Regions from separate parts of the Homo sapiens genome. Here region 2 is linked to region 1. Evidence: chromatin contacts called from ENCODE POLR2A ChIA-PET data. All regions are on one chromosome and are shown on one strand. The core of a region is the stretch at or near the end of the contact, and the rest is flanking DNA. Distances in the headings are between cores, read along the strand shown. Region 1 holds the start of LOC124902719 (a long non-coding RNA gene). Region 2 has its middle 23 kb from the start of ACER3.

Evidence for each region. ChIA-PET counts read pairs that join two places held with the same protein, here RNA polymerase II (POLR2A).
Region 2: POLR2A ChIA-PET joins it to region 1 with 15 read pairs in activated CD4-positive, alpha-beta T cell. The contact joins two enhancer-like sites. POLR2A ChIA-PET finds 5 or more read pairs at or near these places in 4 of 52 experiments (H1, MCF 10A, activated CD4-positive, alpha-beta T cell and 1 more).

The regions. Positions count from the first base shown.
Region 1 is chr11:76,763,842-76,770,255 of GRCh38, forward strand. LOC124902719 (a long non-coding RNA gene) reads right to left here and starts at 5,914. Exons shown (of 2, transcript XR_007062788.1): 1 at 4,670-5,914; 2 at 1,019-4,370. Within about 2 kb of position 2,353, at least 4 of the 41 ENCODE cell types and tissues checked have a DNase peak (open chromatin) inside an H3K27ac peak, as active enhancers do.
Region 2 is chr11:76,834,485-76,841,073 of GRCh38, forward strand. No RefSeq gene overlaps it. Among named protein-coding and RNA genes, the nearest start is that of ACER3, 23 kb to the right of the region's middle. RefSeq lists an enhancer at 4,483-5,682. Within about 2 kb of position 2,052, at least 7 of the 41 ENCODE cell types and tissues checked have a DNase peak (open chromatin) inside an H3K27ac peak, as active enhancers do.

The sequences.
Region 1 (6,414 bases), core at 1,103-3,602:
CTGGCTCATGATCAGACGTTCTGGAATTCACTACAGGAAGTGGCCATTGAGTGAGAGGAAAGGCCCCTGGTTAAATGAGCCAAGAATTCTGCATTTTGATTCCCACTCCAACATTTAAAGCCATGGGATGCAGGCTCAGACGGACCTGGGTTCAACTCCAGTTCTGCTGTTTAAGAGCTGCCTGGTTTCTGGAAAGTTACTTACTTCACTGAGCCCTGGTTTCCTCTTTTGGGAAAGGGATTATAGTATCTGCCTCAACAGGTTCTTGTGAGGATTCTAAGAGGAACCTGTAGGGCTGATACTCAGCTGGCATGCAGATTCTAACTTACTGCTTGGTAAACAGCCATGACTCAGAGCCCCTTGAGTGCCTCTGCCATGCAACCCAGCATCCCCCAACCTTCCCACCATGATTCAGCAACCAAGGGGTTAATATCTAGCCCCTCAGAAGGTCCTCAAGATCCTGGCAACCCTTCTGATTGGTTGCTGCCCATACTGAACTAAATGGGTGCCAATAAATGCTCTGTAAACTACAAAGTGCTGGCTAACCCCAGATCCACACTTCCAGCTCCAATTTATCTCCTGGAGGCTCTTCACCCACCTCCCGGCCCTTCCACCTTCATACTTCATGCAAATGGCACTCTCACAACTCCCAAATTGAACTGAGTTTCTCCAGTTAAACTCATCCCAGGGACTGCCTCCACCTCTGCCTGGCAGACTCCTTCATTACCCAGTCTCTATCTGGCAGTGCTGTTTCCTCTATGTCCCCTAGCTCTGTCCCTCCTTCCTGCCCCCACCCACCTGGTGCCTTCATCATTTCTCTGCTAAATCACAACTACCTTCCCACTGGCCTCTGGACTCCAGTGTGTCCTTCCACATCATTCTCACACTGTAGACAGAATCACCTTCCAAAAGCGGGGTCTCTCATTGAGCCCTCAGTGAAACGTCAGCCACCATTGACATCCCTCAGTAATGATCATTGGAGGTTTGGTTCCTGGGGAAGGAGACTCTGAGATGAAGGTTTGCTTGCAGGAGGTTTATTGGGGGAGTACATTCAAGGTCAACACCTGGCAGGGAGTGATTGAAGCAGAATTGGCCAGAGGGATAAATTGGGTTGTGAGGCAAACCCCACAAAGGCCTCGGCCAGCCCCTCAGGGAGCTGTGGAGCTGGAAACTCTTCATAGTTGTCCCAAGTTGGGGCAAGGGGCCTGGGCTTTTATACCCCCATGTGAACCAGTCTCTGGATGCAGGCTGGCCCTGGAGGGACCATGGCATTAGGTGAGGAGGCAATGACGGTGGTGGGAGGAGTCTCACCTGCAAGCTGCCTGCCATCAGCACTCTCAGCAGCGGAGGTGTGGGGGTAGGAGGCACAGGCATTGGCAGCACATCGCAGTGCCCGCTACAAAGATGTCTTGGGTCAAGTAGGTCCTCAGGAATGTTTGTCGCATGATGAAAAGAATAACTCCCCATCACCTTCAAGGCACATTTTGAGTATCTGGTGTAGCACACAGGCTCTTCGTGATCCACCCCAAACATCCTCCCCATTCCGTCTTCCTCTCTCCCTCTCCCCACTCGCACCATATTGTGCTTCTTGCAGTTTCCCAAGCTCAACATGCTATTTCACACCTCTATGCTTTTGCACGTGTTATTTCATCTGCCTGGACTGCTTTAAATGGAAAAAAAGAAATCCTATTCTCTTCTTCCAGCCAATTCCTACTCCTTCATCAAGACTCCAGCTAAGCTCTGCCTCCCCTGGGAAACCTTCTATTAATTCCTCCAAGTCTGGTGCTCCCACCTCATGCAGAGCACAGCCATTGGGTTCTAATCTGCCCCCGGGCTCCTCCAGGCTCAGATCCACAGGGCCTGGTTACTCCATTACTTAGGATGCATTTGTGCTGGAAGAAGTCTTGGGGGATGGCAAGGGAGAAGAAATGGCAAGTGTGAAGCCTGGAAGCATGGAAGTACCCAGTATGTCGGAGAAGGCTGAGCAGCGTCTCATACTGTTCAACGCAACGGTTGTCGCCATCCTTTCCCCACTCATTCCCATCTTCACCATCATCATTGTTGTCATCAAGGCCACACTTTCTGAGTGCTGACTACATACCAGGCTCTGCGCCAAGTGTTTTAGACACACTTCCCTTTAATCCTTATTTTATCCTCACTATTAATAACCTTCAAAAGTAGGTACTATTATTATCACTGTTTTACAGATACAGAAACCGAAGTTCAAGCAGGTTAAGAGCTCTGCTCAAGGTCACACAGCTGGTTAATGATCTGTGTGACCCAAGGACACTCTCTGTTCACCACTCCAGCAGGGAGCTGGGCCACACTGATCTCATCCCTTTCCAAGCCTCCCACCCCATCACTGTCTGCCTGTCTAAGGAAACTCCTTTCCTAAATGAAAGGACATGCCACTGCGAAGATGTGGGGTGGGCCCAGCCAGGGCAGCCAAGAGACCTGGGAGGGGTGAGGGAGAACATTCTGACCACATTCGCCCTTCTAGATCCGACCAACACAGGGTTTGATTCAGCTCCAGCCACTGCATGTTGCTGGGAGATCTTGTCCCCTCTTCACGTCTGCAAATAGGGAATCTGAAGTCCCAAAAGGGAAGGGCCCCATCCAAGGTCAAGGTCACACTGACCATCAGGGGGTCAACTGAAACTACAGCTTAGACTCTGGGCTCCCAGACCAGGGCCTCGCCCACTGCCAGCCTAACTGCAGCCAAGGCTAATTTTAAGGGATAATTTGAGGGTGCTGGGAAGAGTTCCTCCTCCCCACACAAGGGTGTACCTCCCCAGGCTGCTGGTGATACCTGGAATCCCTCCAGAGGGCACAGGTCATGAGCCCTGGGTTCAGGCCCACCGTCTCCTCTCCATCCTCCCTGGGACCCTCCTGCCCGGGCTTCCTCGCCTTAGGAAATGCACAAGCAGCCAGGGGCTGGCTCTGAGGAGGCTGTGGAAGGAGGCTGCCCCCAAACCTGGGCACGCCAGGAACAGAGAGACAAACAAGAGGCAGCAGAGCCCAGTGAGAGGCTAGTAGCCACATTGGTTTTAATCAGGCTCCACGCATACCAACTGTGTGACCTTTGGGAAGATATCTAATTGCTGTGGGCCTCAGTTTTCTCAGCTATAACATGGGGATGAGAGTTACTATCTGGCAGGGTTGTTGTGGGGATTCAGTGAGGTAGATATTGCTGGTATTTGATGAGGCAGCAGGGCTGGGCACCCAGAAGGGGCTATCGGTGGCAGCTGGGATTATTATTGAGTCTGGAGTCAGACAGAGCTACAGGACTTTATGCCTGTCCAGTCCTTGCTGGACAACACTGGTTCCTCCATGATCCTGGAGTCTGGCATGAGGCCTGGCCAGGGTGCCCAGTACCTAAGGTCTATTGAATTGTTTGGAGTTCTGTGGCGGCAGAACTGACCCCAGCGGTTGGGTGATGTAGGAAGAAAGGTACAGTGTGAGGGAGAACTTCCTGCTACCTGAAGGTAGAAGGAAGCCGTGGAGATGTGGGGAGTTCTCTGGAAGTTTTCAAGCAGAAGCTGGGTGGATATTAGGCAATGATGCCATCACTGAGAGTCACGTAGATTCACTGAATTTATGCTCCTGGGGAGAAAGTCTAAGTTGGAAGGCCTCTCACAGGCCCTGAAGTCCAACCCCTCAACATATACATGGGGAGACAGGCCCAAAAAGGGAACAGACTTGCCTAAGGTGAGCCAATGCCAGATCCGGGACGAGGAGCAGGGCTCCTGTCTCTGCAGAGAGGGGACTGGTGCTATTATAACCATTTTATAAAAGGGAAGACTGAGGTCTGGGGAGAGGTAGAAACTTGCTGAGGTCACCAAGAGAGTGTGTGAGAGACCAGAATCTATGTGTCTGGCTTCAGGGTTCCCCCATGGCCACCTGGCTAGAGTAGGACCAGAAACCTGATCCCACCCCCAGCAAGGCTGGAATGAATCCTTCCTGGGCCCCTCCTGGGGCCATTGAGCAGTGTCTCCTGGCTGGAAGATACCAAAGCACGCATTAGCTCTGAAGTCTGTTTCGTCTGTGAAAACACCAGGTCCTGGAGGAGAGGCCTTCCAGGCGCTAACGACCCACCCACTGTGCATCTGAGGAGGAACCTGGGCTCAGAAAGGGGAGTGGTGGCTGCTCCAAGATCCCACGGCCACCCTGGCCAGGCCAGGCCTGGACCCCAAGGCTAGACTCTCTCAGGAGAGGGACAGAAACAGAGAGAGACAGAGATACCAGCTCAGACAGGAGAATGTGCTCACCTGGCAAAGTCAGAGCAGTAGGGAGGAAACATCTGCAACCACTTGGCAAGCACAGGCAGCTCCTGGCAGCTTTAGCTCTCCACAGTCAGGAGCCTTTGAGCACTGGGAGAGAAACAGCCTGGATTTGCTGCGTTCCGTGAGATCCCTACCGTTCTCTCAGGGGACCCTCCCACCACCAACCTCTACCTTCCCAGTCACTGCACTCAGTGACAGCAGCAGGTGCCTCTAACTCCACACAGCCTTCCTGCCTTCCTGCCTTTGCACACTCGGCTCTCTCTGCCTGGAATGCTGCCCCTCCCTTGTCCCCCTGACTCTTCCTTGCCTTGTCTTCTCAGCTGATGCTTCTCTGAGGCTTCCCAGCCCCCCACCCAACCCCCCTGCCCCCAGCCAGCCCGGCCTACTCCTTGAAGCAGATCAGATGCCATCTGCCCTGGCTTCCCCAGCCAGAGTGCCTCCTTCCCTCTGTCGCAGTGCTGGTCACACCCACAGTCACTGTCTGTGTCTGTGTCTGCCTCTGGCACTGGAGGGGAAGCCTCTGTCAGCAGGGTTGGGCTCTAACCTAAGGCAACATCCCCAATTGCAGCAAAGGGCTGACCACAGAGGACCCACAATTTCCACCCTCTCTCCCTCCCTCTGTCCCTTCCTTCCTTCCTGCCGCAAATACTGACTGAACTCCTGCTGTGTGCCAGGCACTGCTCTAGGTGCAGGAGCTACAGCAGTCAACAACACAAAGCAGTGAACAAAGTCCCTGCTCCATGACTGCCACTCTAGGAGGGGATGAGGAAGCAGACAATAGTGACAATACAATCAATAATCCAGAGAAGTTTGGGTGGCGACAGGTGCTATAAAGAAAGTAAAACCACGTTTACTGAACTCAGAACTGCAGACAGGGAAACCAGGGGTGCAGACAGGTACAGTGGGCAGGAAGCAGGGGCATGGTAAGTTCCAGACCCTCTGGGCCCCTCTGTTACCTTCCCTCTCAAGGGCTGCCAGGCGCTGGGGGAGGCAGGCATGTGGGAAGGAAGCCTTGGGGCCCCCCTGGAAGTGCCAGACGTCTCTCCCACCCACAGACATACTTCCTGGCTCTCCAGGAATTTGATTCAGCAACAGCAACTTAGCAGTTACTTGTGAAAGTCACAAGAACTCCCTTGAGAGTTCCAGGGGTGGAGATGGCCTCCGCCGCCTCTCACTGAGCCTCCCAACAGCCTGGCGAGGTGGGCATGATTAACCTCCCATCGAAGGAGGACCCAAGGTCACACTGTTGGTCCCTGGCCCGGCTGAGATTTGAGCCCAGGTCAGGTGACTGCTGGGCCCACAGGCCTCCCGCCACCCCCTATAGCCTCCCAAAGCCTTGGAGGGCAAGCAAGTGGTCCAGCCATGGCTGCAGCCTGGACACCAAGGACCTAAGCCCAGCACAGGTGAACTGAATGGGAGTCCCTCAACTCCTCTGGGCCTCAGGTTCTCTCTGAGGGTAGCTGTGAGCATCAGATAAAATGCAGCATGCATGCACTGTGGAAAATGCCCCAACTCACCTGTCACCCCCTGCACCCCGAGGCCCCTCCCCTCCTGCCCTCTGTGCCTGGCCAAGTTGGTCAGTCACTCACGGCAGGTGTGCTACTCAGCACGAGCAGAGGCAAAGCAGCTATGGACTCTGCTCACCTCACAGCCTGGCACACAGAAAGCTGTGAACTCTGCTCACCTCCAAGGATGGGGGTGGAGCTGAGGGCAGGATTGCCCGTCTGGGGAAAGAGGAGGGCCCGATCGAGGGTCAGGTGCCCTGGGTCCATGCTGAGGCAGGATGACTCAGTAATATTGCCACTCGCCTCCCCTGAGACAGCCAGCTGCTGTTCCCAGGCCTGGAGAGAAGGCAAAGCCAGCATTTGCTGAGGGCCTACTATGTGCCCATGCTTCGTAGGGTGTTATTGAGTCTACTATGTGACACACAGAGAGTTAAGTCACTGGCTCCATGTTGCATGAGTGTATTAGTTTGCTAGGGCTGCCATAACAAAGTACCAGAGATTGAGTGGCTTAAACACCAGACACGTTTCCTCGCAGTTCCAGAGGCTGGAAGTCGGAGATGGAGGTGTCAGCAGGGCTGGCTTCTGGAGGCCTCTGTCCTTGGCTATAGATGACCATCTCCATGCTC
Region 2 (6,589 bases), core at 802-3,301, 70 kb after region 1:
CATGTGAACAATGGAAAAAACCAAAGCAGCCGCATTCAGGGGGCATCAAAAAGCACTGGGCTACTTAAGTTCTGCTCTAAGCTGCACTCTGCCATTCACACGCTGTGTAGCCTAGAGAGTCATTTTGCCACTCTGGGCTATAACTTCCTCATCTACAGAATAAGGCCTGTTACGGACAAATGTCTGTGTCCCCCAAAATTAATATGTTGAAATTCTTTTTTTAATATATTTTTAAGATAAAACATTTTTACTTAAAAATTTATGTAGAGATGAGGTCTTGCCATATTGCCCACCCATATGTTGAATCTCTAACCTCCAAGGTGATAGCATTAGAAGATGGGAACTTTGGGAGGTGATTAGGCCATGAGAGTGGAGCGCCCCCCATGAATGGGGGATTAGTGCCCTTATGAAAGGGATGCCAGAGAGCTTTCTTGCCTTGTTTCCTCCATGTGAGGATGCAAGGAGGAGAAGGCAGTTTGTAATCCAGAATGGGGCCCTCACCAGATCCTGACCATCCTAGCAGCCTGATCGTGGACTTCCAACCTAAAAATTAGTGAGAAATAAATTTCTATGGCTTATAAGCCACCAGTCTATGGTATTTTTTCTAAAAAAAAAAAAAAAAAAAAAAAAAATAGCAGCCAGAACTAAAACAAGGGCCTTGGAGTAGATTTCACCATTTCTTCAACAAACGTATTTGTCTTCAGGTCCTTGTGACACACTGGCTCCCCTTGGCAGGGAAATGATGAAAGACAGAGCGGTCCTTGGGAGGTCACAGCCTGGAAAATGAAATAGGCTCACACCCACATAGTCCCTTGATGGAGAGAAGAGGAATTAACATTTAATAAGCACCAAGTGCATACCAGGCAATTTATACTCAGTATCTAATTAAATACCTCATGTAAGGTAGACATTATTATCTCCATTTTATAGCTGTAAAAACTGAGGCTTAAGAGGCTAAGTGACCTATTCGCACTCATGAAGCTAGCAAATAGCAGAGATGGCATTTAAGTCCAGGTTCGTCTGGTTCTAAAGACTGAAATGGTTCCTACCCAACCCGAACAGTTTGTAACTCCATGATTTAAAAAAAAATTAAAAAGATTAAGTCAGGAGAACACATGACCATTTCCTTCCTTAGATCTGAGCTTTTAATAATTTAAATTTTATTTATTTATTTAAAGACAGGGTCTTCCTCTGTTGCCCAGGCTGTAGTGCAGTGGCACAATCATGGCCCACAGAAGCCTTGACCTCCAGGGCCCAAGCGATCCTCCTACCTCAGCTTCCCCAGTAGCTGGGACCACAGGCGAATGCCACCACACCTGGCTAATCTTTTAACTTTATGTAGAGACAGTAAAGATATAAACAACTAAATATGATGATTTCAGTTTATTATAAGTTCTAGGAGAAATATAAGCTAGAAGTACTGTGGTGTGATTGAGGGGTCTATGTAAGTTAAGGTAGTCAGAAATGGCCTCCATGAGGAGGTGAAATTTGAGCAGAGATGAAAAGATTGAGAAGGACCTTGCCATGCAATGATGTAGGAAAAGTGCTTCCCAGGCTTCAGGAACAGCAGGTGCAAAGATCCTGAGGCAGGAATAAGCTTGACTATTTCAGGGACAGAAAGGAGACAGTGTGGCTAGAGCAGATTAAAGACATGGAAAGCGGCAGATAAGAGGGAGGTGGGATCACACGGGGGCATGGCATGGAATTTAGAGAGCAACAGAGAGTCACCGATGGGATGTAAGCAGGTGGCAATATCTACATATGCAGTGAGGGAGTGAATGCAAGAAAGACCTAGATGGCTCCCACAGAGACACCTGGTATAGGAGGCAAAACGCCATCTTTGGAGGGTTCCTGTAATTAGTCAGTATGACCTTGGACTAATCACTTTACCCTCCAGAGACTGTGGCTTTAAGATTAAATGAGATAATGCATGTCAAGCTGCTGGCATAGTACCCAGACCTAATCCTCAGGCAACAAATGTTACTTCCTTTTTCCCTTCTCCCCACTGGCCTGTGAGCTTGCCAAGCACAGGATCTTTGTTAATGGTGCCTGAATCTGCCCACACCCTCAGCACCAGGCACAGAGCCCAGTGAACAAACAATAAACATATGCGGACTCTTGAGGTTGCCTTTGCAATATTTCACATATCTGTTCCTTCAGTTTCATCCTTTCTGCCAGAAACCTCCCTCAGAGCATCATCTTCTCTCATGGAAGCTATGCCAACGGCCACCTACTGGTAGTCCCCTTCAGGGAAGGGCTTGTTCCCTTCCAGCTGTCCTGAGCATGGTATGAGATTTGTCTTTGTAAAACACAGCTCAGACCATGCCTCTGTCCTGCTCGGAAGGCTTTGTGACCCCTGCGACTGGCCCTCTTCACCGCTGCTCTTTAGGCTGGTGTTTGAGGCTCACTACAGTCCACCCCTGGCTGTCCTTGCTATGTTCTCTCTCTCTGTCCCCCTCTAACCCTCTGCCCCACACCCCCCAAGCCACAGTTCCTTAGGCTTTGACATCATTGTGCCTCTGCTCACAATGTTCCCCTGCCTGGAGCAGCCTCCCGTGAGTATCACACACCCCATATTCCAAGGTCCTTCCTGCACCTAAATTTTCACAGCACTTCACATTCCTGCTCCCTGTGCACTTGCTGCTTTGAACCTTGTGTTTACCTGCGCGCATGACGGAGCGGGCACTCAGTAAACGTGATAACGAATGCATGTCCTCACTGTAAGGGCAGGGACATGTCTACATGTCTCCTCCATCTCTGAACCTCTCATCTCTCTCACATACCTATGTTTTCTTGAACACAGCAGGAACATAACACATATTTGAGAGACGCATCAGTCACCTCGTCTTGTCTGTTCTAATTTGTAAAGGTGTTTTGAATGAGTCTCCTATTTCCCTTAAGCCAGGCCACATCAACTTTCACTTGGACTGTGACAACAGCCTCTTAACAGTCTCCCCTCTTTCCATCTAAGCCCCACACAGATGACCAGAGCCATTTTTCTAAAATGAAAATCGGGTCATGTCTTTCCTCTGCTGACAACCTGTCATGAGTTCCCCAGTGCCACAAGAAAAAGCCTCAGCCTCCCTCTACAGCCTGATATCTTTTGTTTCCCCTCTTCCCCATCTCCCCCGAGGCACCTCCTTGCATTCCTCCTGAACTACCTATAATGCCACAGTAGCCCTACACTGTTTCAGACCTCTCTGTCTAGGAAACTACTGCTTCCTTTTCTTCAAATGAAACCCCCTCCTCCACTCCCTGCTCCCATCATCTGACAAGCAGGTGTCCATGCCTCCCAACCCAGTTCTGATGAAAACTTGCTCTGTGAAGGAGGAGATGGCTGACCCAGGAAGAGAAACCCGCACTAACCACACATTCACCCGATAAATGTTATTGGGCATTCTCTATGCTCCAGACACTCCCTTTAGGCAGTGCTTGTATGGTCAGGTTGCTATGGTTGCAGCCATCCCCCATATGGATATGAATGGGGTTCAAACCTGCCTCATTTCCAAGTCTGGGAGCCCTGAGGTCAGGGGCTACCATGACTCTCATCACTGAGTCCTCACACAGTGCCAGCCTGTGGGAGAACTGAAAATGAACCCCATTGTATACAGGGGAGAGGGAGGGAGGAGGTCAAGTGAGAACCAGAGTGGGACAGCTGCCAAGGTCCCACCCAGGCTGACAGGATCTCTCACATCTTATCTTACAGCCCAGGATCCTATTGATCACTAGCAAAAAGATAATTCAGCTTCTGCTGTTCTGAGGCTCCTGTGCCCTGGCTTCCATTCTCAGTGGCAAAATCCTCGGGAAATTCCCTACAACCCCCAAATTGTTGGATCAATGAACAGGTTATACAGGCTGCTGACAGCCCAGCACAGTGCAAAATGCATCTTTGTTACCATCAGGGTGGCAGGAAATAAGTTCTGGCCCTGGCTTCAAATGTGCAAACTCAATGTGTCTGTTCTTCTCTTTAAAAAAGCTTTGCCGGTGGCTGCTTTGTGCTTGGCACTGGGGACAAAGGGATAAACTAGACCGGAATCCTGCCCTGGAGAAGCGCCCCGTCTGGGGAAGCAGGCCAGTGTGTTCAAAGACACTGCCCTGAATGAGAAAGTCACTGCATGGCTAAGTCCCAAAGAGCAAGTCTCCAAATTTCCTTTTTTTAACTATTTAAAAGAAGTAAATGGAGATTTTCACTGGATGGGATAGCTTGAACAACTTTTTAAGATTTCTAGCTGCCTTTAGCTGACTGGTCTTTACTTTATCTTCAGGATAGTATTTTGAGGAATGCTCACTGGGCTCAGTTTGTGCTTGGTTCCCAGCTGCTGCAACTAGAGGGACCTGGAGTAGACAGAAGGGACCCTCTGCTAGGAGCGGGGAGTCAGTACCAGCAGACAATGGCTCCATCCAGCGGGCAGAGGGAGACTGGAGGTACAAGGGGACACACTGGGGTCAGAAGGGAGAAGACTGAGGGACAGAGAGAGAGGGGAGTTTGCTGGGGAGTGGCAGAGAGCAGGAAAGCCTTAGGGACAGAGGGGGAAATGCAGGGGCCGGAAAAGAATATGTCTAGAAGAATCCTTAATATTCCAGAACGTATTATTCTAATGTAGATATATTCTTGAAGAATACATTCTTACTCCTGAATAAGACTATATCAGTGATGTTTCCTTTTCTTAAACATATTCATGAATAACATGTTCATAAATACATTCTGGAATGTTTATATTCTAATGACTTCATTCTTCTCACATCCTTTGGTCTCGTCTTCTCTCTGCCCCTCACTCTTTCCTCCCTGCTGCTCACTCTCCCCCCTCCCACTCTCAGCCTCCCCTTCCCTTTGACCCTCAGTCTCCTCATTTTGCAGTCAGGCAGTGGCTGGGAATGGAGTGTCCTAAAGGCTTCCTCATTTGCATTTCTCATGCCTGCACTAAGACTCTAGTAGCCAGGGTTCCTCAAGCTTCTTCCTCTAGTTCTGTGTTCCTTCCCCTTGGTGTCTCCAGCATGCTAGCCCCGGGCTCCAAAGGTGTGTGTCCTAAGAATATATTGCCTTTGGTGACTTAGCCTCATTAGTCATAGAGTGTCACTTCCACAGGATCTCCCAGATCAAAGGGCAGTGAACACAGACTCCACTTCTCAAAGGAGGAGGATCAGTTTCACACTGGGACTGGCATAGGCTGGTGCAGCCATCTTTGGAAAATACCATCTTCCTCAAGTGAATATTTAAAACCAGGTATCTGCTGTTTGCTGAATATGAATCTAAAATAAAATAATACAAAAAAAAGGTGAAAGTAAGAGTAAAGAAAGAGTTATACCTGGCAAGTATCAAGCAAAAGAATGCTGGTATAGTAATTATTTTAATATTAGACAAAAGAGGTTTTAAGGATAGAGCATTACCAGGATTAAAGAGGGTCCCTAGGTATGATAAAATGTTCAAGTCAACGGAAGGATAAAACGATTCTGAATCAATACACACCCAATAGCATGTGTATATACTCACGTATATACATATACATGACAGAACACACACAGATACAGACCTGGTCGGTGCTTACTCATTCTTCCAGACTCAACACAGATCTCCAACAAACCTCCCCTCCTCTTCCAGGCGGAGTTACGATCCTTGCTCCAGGCATGTCCACTCTTTCTTCCTTCTAATAGCCCTGATCTTACTGAACACCAGACTCTAGGTCATTTTTTCTACAAGTAAATCACAGAAAGCCAGCTGGCCAAATGAAGAATTCCTCAAACCATCACTTTGCTGAATGGTTAATATCTTAGAAGCTAATTCACCAAAAGCCAAGTCATTCCAAGTTAATTCTCTAAATTTGCTTATGTCTTTTTCAACTATTATATAATTCACAGCAGTTGGTATTCGATGGGATAGGTTTTTCAAATTGTTGTAATAAAATTAAGTAGGTAAAAATACTTACAAAGTAGGTAAAAAGTATAAAGAATGATACAACAAAACGCATGCACCCAAAACCAGTTTTTTGAAGTGAACATTACTGTTACCTTTGGAACCTCCTCGGTGTTCCGCCCTGAGGAACACCCCACCCTATCACCTTCCTTCTCACCCCAGAGATAACCATTCTTCTGAATTTTCTGTGTTTTATTCCCTTGCTGTTCTTCATAGTTTTACCACATATTTTTATCCTCAAAGTGCTTTTTTTAGTTTTTCATGTTTCCTAACTTTAGGTTAAAGGAAGTGGAGAGTATGTATTTTTCTGTGACTCACTTTTTTCTTTTTTAAAAACATTATTTATATAAATTACTTTAATCGTGGCTCAAGTGATTCCAATGCCTCAGCCTCCCAAAGTGCTGGGATTACAGGAGTGAGCCTCACTTTTTTCATTCAACATTATGTTCCAGAGACTCATTCTTGTTGATGCCTAGACTTTTCATTCATTCATTTTCTTGTCTACATAGTATTGTGTTTTATGAATACATTACAATTTATCCATTGAGTGAAGGGACACTTAAATGGCTCCAGGGTTCCAGCATTGCACAGAGCATGGCTAGGAACATCCTTTTTTTTTTTTTTTTTTTTGAGACAGGGTCTTGCTCTGTTGCCCAGGCTGGAGTGCAGTGGCATGAT